Regions from separate parts of the Homo sapiens genome. Here region 1 is linked to region 2. Evidence: chromatin loops called from intact Hi-C (ENCODE). Cell type or tissue: K562. All regions are shown on one strand.

The links. A loop is a pair of places that touch in the nucleus more often than their neighbours do. Peaks named below come from ENCODE experiments on the same cell type or tissue, not always from the same donor. Only the 100,000 strongest peaks of a DNase experiment are listed, where the experiment ranks them.
Region 1: it touches region 2 in a loop (3-fold over the local background); 4 of 110 quality-filtered maps call a loop at or near these places.

The regions. Positions count from the first base shown.
Region 1 is chr1:173,411,508-173,414,007 of GRCh38, forward strand. The region is part of intron 2 of LOC100506023 (a long non-coding RNA gene); the gene reads right to left. It also overlaps a transcript of TNFSF4 not described here. Among named protein-coding and RNA genes, the nearest start is that of PRDX6-AS1, 49 kb to the right of the region's middle. RefSeq lists an enhancer at 2,297-2,346. In K562, no CTCF peak of the experiment used is centred here; no DNase peak of the experiment used is centred here.
Region 2 is chr1:173,329,353-173,331,852 of GRCh38, forward strand. All of the region lies in intron 2 of LOC100506023 (a long non-coding RNA gene), which reads right to left. It also overlaps a transcript of TNFSF4 not described here. Among named protein-coding and RNA genes, the nearest start is that of TNFSF4, 120 kb to the left of the region's middle. In K562, no CTCF peak of the experiment used is centred here; a DNase peak (open chromatin) is centred at 1,229.

The DNA of each region.
Region 1 (2,500 bases), 82 kb after region 2:
GAAATAGTTAGGCTGAGTGCAGTGGCTCACTCCTGTATTCTCAGAACTTTGGGAGGCTGAGGTGGGCAGATCACTTGAGGCCAGGAGTCTGAGACCAGCCTGGCCAACATGGCAAAACTCCATCTCTACTAAAAATACAAAAAAATTAGCTGGACATGGTGACACACACCTGTAATCCCAGCTACTCAGGAGGCTGAAGCATGAGAATCACTTGAACCCAGGAGGCAGAGGTTGCAGTGAGCCAAGATCACACCACTGCACTCCAGCCTGGCCAAAGAGTGAGACTCTCTCAAAAAATAAAAATAAAAAAATTTTAAAAAGGAAATAGTTGGCCGGGTGCAGTGGCTCATGCCTGTAATCCCAGCACTTTGGGAGGACGAGGCGGGCAGACCACGAGGTCAGGAGTTCGAGACTAGCCTGGCCAATACGGTGAAACCCCGTCTCTACTAAAGATACAAAGAATTAGCTGGGTATGGTGGTGGGCGCTTGTAATCCCAGCTACTCAGGAGGCTAAGGCAGAATTGCTTGAACCTGGGAGGCGGAGGTTGCAGTGAGCTGAGATTGCGCCATTGCACTCCAGCCTGGCAACAGAGCAAGATTCCATCTCAAGAAAAAAAAAAAAAAAAAGGAAATAGTTAAAGGAATCTCTTCTGAGGTCAACTGCCCCATGTCTCATCCACTTGGCCTGCCTCTGATTTCAGCCACAACTATAGTAAATAGACAGTGCCTGCAAAGCTCAGACTCACCCTGTGACAGTGCCCCATCTCAAGGCCAGCCCTACAAGTCTATCTGCTTTCTGTCTTCGTTTCTGGCTCAGCCTCACTGCCTCACAATCTCAAATGCAACAAAAACATTTTACTTCTTCGTCCTTCAAAGTCATTAACTTGCGCATGATCTCAGAGTGTGCAAAGATTTTCTAAACAGAACAAATTAAAAGCATTAAAAGATTTTCTAAATAGAACAAATTAAAAGCATTAACCATAGGAAAGACTAGCGATTTGAACTAATATTCCTAAAAAGACATCGTTAGGAGAGTCAAAACGCAACTATGAGCTAAGAAAATATATTTGCAATATATGTATTTAGCAAAGGACTCATATCCAAAATAAAGAACTGCTGCAAGTCAGTAACAGAAAGATCAACAGCCAGCCACCAAAGATTACATATTATTCCATTCATATAGAATTTAAAAATGGGTAAAATTTCCATTAATGGTAACAGAAGTCGGAATAGTGATTATCTTTGAGTGGAGTATTACAGAGAAGGACTACAAGGGGAGGTGCTGGGCTGATGGAAATGATCAGTATCTCAATCTCAGTAATGATTCCACAGATGTATACAACGGATTTTATGTAAAATTCATCAAGTTGTATACTTTGTACACTTTGCAACAGATAAGTTTGAGTTCAATAAAAAAGGGGGTGGGAATCGAGGCTGTTTAGGTCACATACTCACTCCTGCATCCAAGGGAATAGTGTGTTGATTGGCTTGGGACGGGGTCCTATGGCCCATCCTGAGGGCTGAGGATGGAGCCCACCCAGACCAAAAATGGACAGAGGAGGGAATCTCCAAGGGGGATTGAAAAGTATTTGCAGAAGATGAGGAAAAAGATGTTCTAAGGGAGACAACTAATTTCTAATGGTCAGGACAGAGGTGGGCCTTACCTTTAGCAAGTGGAGCTGGAAAATATAGGAGAGAGAGAAAGACAGAGACACAGAGACAGAGAGACAGGGGCAGAGAGATGCAGAGTAACCAGCCGTCGGCTTTCCAATTCTTTGTTCTCACTCCTGTGAGTGAAGCTGCACTTCCTATGTGGGGGTTCTGAAAGGTTTCCCTGTATCTGTGGGGGAACTTGTTATTCTTTTTGACCATCTGGCATTTTGAGCCTGCTTTTAATTGTTTGGGGAAGTTCCCCACCTTATGAATCTTGACAGGAGGCAGAGTTGCCTCCCACTCTCAGTGCTGAAAATGCCAGTGTTCATGATCTAAGCTCAGCCAAGGAGACAGCAGCGCTCCAGAATCACAGAGACCACAGGGCACATCGGTGTGGAGGACTTGGTCATAGAAGAGTCTAGTCCAGCAGTGTCACAGCAGGCCAGTGTTCACAGGGTCAGAGGAGCGAGCAGCAGCAGCCGGCGCCCAGCAGCATAGCCCTGCAGTCCTCACGCCCCATTCTAAGGTGTGACGTTTGGCCCTTTTGCCAGCTGGCAGGCCCCACATCTGATCCTCCATCCTTCCTGCCAATCCTGTACCCCAGTCTATATCCTTTCAATAGTTCCTTTTTGGCCTAAACCAGCCAATCCATGTACACTGCTTGAAACCAGGAATCCTAACTGATAATAACATGCTTTCAGAAAATTCCCCCTTTTAGTTTATACAGAGAAGCAAAGCCTGAATCCAAAAGAATGCTTCTACTGTGTGAATTTTCCACACCATCATATGGTCACAAGGAAGGTGTCTGCTGGCAAAAGACCCTTAACACCCTACAAATCACATGACA
Region 2 (2,500 bases):
ATGCTGTATTGTCTAGGGAATGATGACAAGGAAAAATAGCCTGTACATGTTCAGTGCAGATGCAATTTTTTAAAATACTTTTTATCTGCAGTTGGTTGAATCAACAGATGCAAAGCCCATGGTTAAGGAGGGCCAACTACAAAAGGAGAGTGAAAACAGAGAATGTACTGCGGCTATATAAAATACCAAAAAAAAGAAAAGCAATGCAAAATTAGATATAGTTGTCTATTAGAGCAGGGTTTTAGGGGATTTTTTTCACCTCATATACAAGTGGAAAACAAATTTAACAACTGTAACAAACTTCATGTAATATGAGCACCTTCTTCAGTTCAATAGGCAATTATTGAGACCCAATAAATATTAGGCCGTAGGATAGGTTCTGTTATCTGTAAACAGCCTTCTGTGTTGCTACTAAGAAATTTCAAGAAGAAATATGGTTTTTTTTAACCATGAGACATTTGAGTCTCAACCACAAAAAAAGAAAAAAAAAATGCAGGAACATTTTACTGAGATATACCAGACTCAACAATTTAGTTATGCACTTCCTTAAAAATGCCAGTGTCATCACCTGTGGTCTAGACATTTTTCCCAAAATAAGCATAATCAGTGATGCATAAACTCTACCCTTTCTTCGGTCATATTTGTGTAATGTAAACAGATCAGCTCCTGTCCATAGGATTTGTTCAGGCCATAGGGGAGTAACACTGGTACTTTCAAAAATAAAACCACAAATTAAAAACACAAAAAATAAATAAGTCCAATTTGGAGAAAAATAGGGAACTCCTCAAATAGCAACCCACTTTGTTGGCCAGAAATGTTCATAACTGTTCAAAAGCAATTCAACATACTCAAAAATAATGATTACCATTCATGTTAATTAATATTGGTATTAATAATGCTTTCACTAATTTTTATTATTTTTTATATCACATCACAATTTTAATACTAAATATTAATTGACAATATTAATGGTATATTATATATTGTTATATATGTTTTGTTAATAAATTATTAATATTAATACTAAGTTAATATTAATATGGTTGCACATAATTTTTTCATTAGTCTTCACAAAATAATTAATACCTAATTTTATAAGTGATAAAACTGAGGTTCAAAGAGGCTACATAATTTGCAAAATGTCCAGCATCTGGAAAAGGTCAAAGCATTTTCTAACAGAAAAAGCAGATGTTGCCAACTTGCTTAGTCATATCCTGTGCTTCAGCACTCTGCCTCCCTGAAAAACTGAAGCTCCTGAAATACAGTAGAGCACAAAGTAGGTCCTAACTGGATATTAATAATTATAATTATGACTAGCAATGTGGTTCCAAAATTATAAATTTTAAATCTGATATCTAAGCATAGTGAAAGTGCATTGCAAAGGAGAAGAAATATAGATAGAAAAAATGTATTTTAATCTAGTTAAAATGTCAAACTTCAGTATATTCTTACCCCTATTTAGCAAATTTTACTTCTTTACCTTCAGATGCCAATTTAAAATAATATGCTTCTTTCTTCTTTTCTTTTCTTATCTTTTTTTTTTTTTTTTGAGACAGAGTTTCGCTCTTGTTGCCCAGGCTGGAGTGCAATGGCGCGATCTCGGCTCACTGCAACCTCCACCTCCCAGGTTCAAGCAATTCTCCTGCTGCAGCCTCCTGAGTAGCTGGGATTACAGGCGCCCACCACCATGCCAGGCTAATTTTTGTATTTTTAGTGGAGACGGGGTTTCACCATGTTGGCCAGGCTGATCTCGAACTCCTGACCTCAGGTGATCCACCCGCCTTGGCCTCCCAAAGTGCTAGGATTACAGGCATCGGCCACTGCACCCAGCCTTCTTTCCTCTTTTCAAAACCCAGAAAGTAAAAGATGTATAGTCTCAGAATGTTGTGCCTTTCGAATTCGTATTTCAGTACTTCCAGTTTTCTGATCGAGTCTCAGTAACAATTACTGCAAACTTCTGTTTTTAAAAGCAGTATTGTATTTTGGTTTTCTTGGAAAACACCACTGGGAAGGTACATACACACTGTTATCACAATGACGCATCTTCAAGAGGAAGTGAACACATTTAATTAGGACATGAAAGATTTGGAAACCTTAGTAGTCAAAAATAAAACTAGACACTTCAGAAAGGAAATCTAAACTACTTTCCTTTCAAAAGGACTAAATGAAAGTTCATCAAAATAAAGTTAAGAGCCAACACATGAAAAGAGCAAAGTGATTAATGGTGTCCCTTCATCAAAACTTTTGGAATTTAACAAAGATTTTTGTTCTTCAACTCAAAATTGGCATCTCCTTCAGGGGGCAAGTTACTATCACTTTTACTTACTTATCTCTAGGAGCCTTAAGATAAAGAGAAAAAGTTTGCAGTCAGAAGACATGAGTTCTATTTCTTTTCCTGCAACTTGTCCAGCTGTGTAAAATAGAGAAAAGAACAGATTTCTGCCTGATTTACAGAGCTATAATGCCTCTCAGACATGATAACATAGGTGAAACTTCTTTG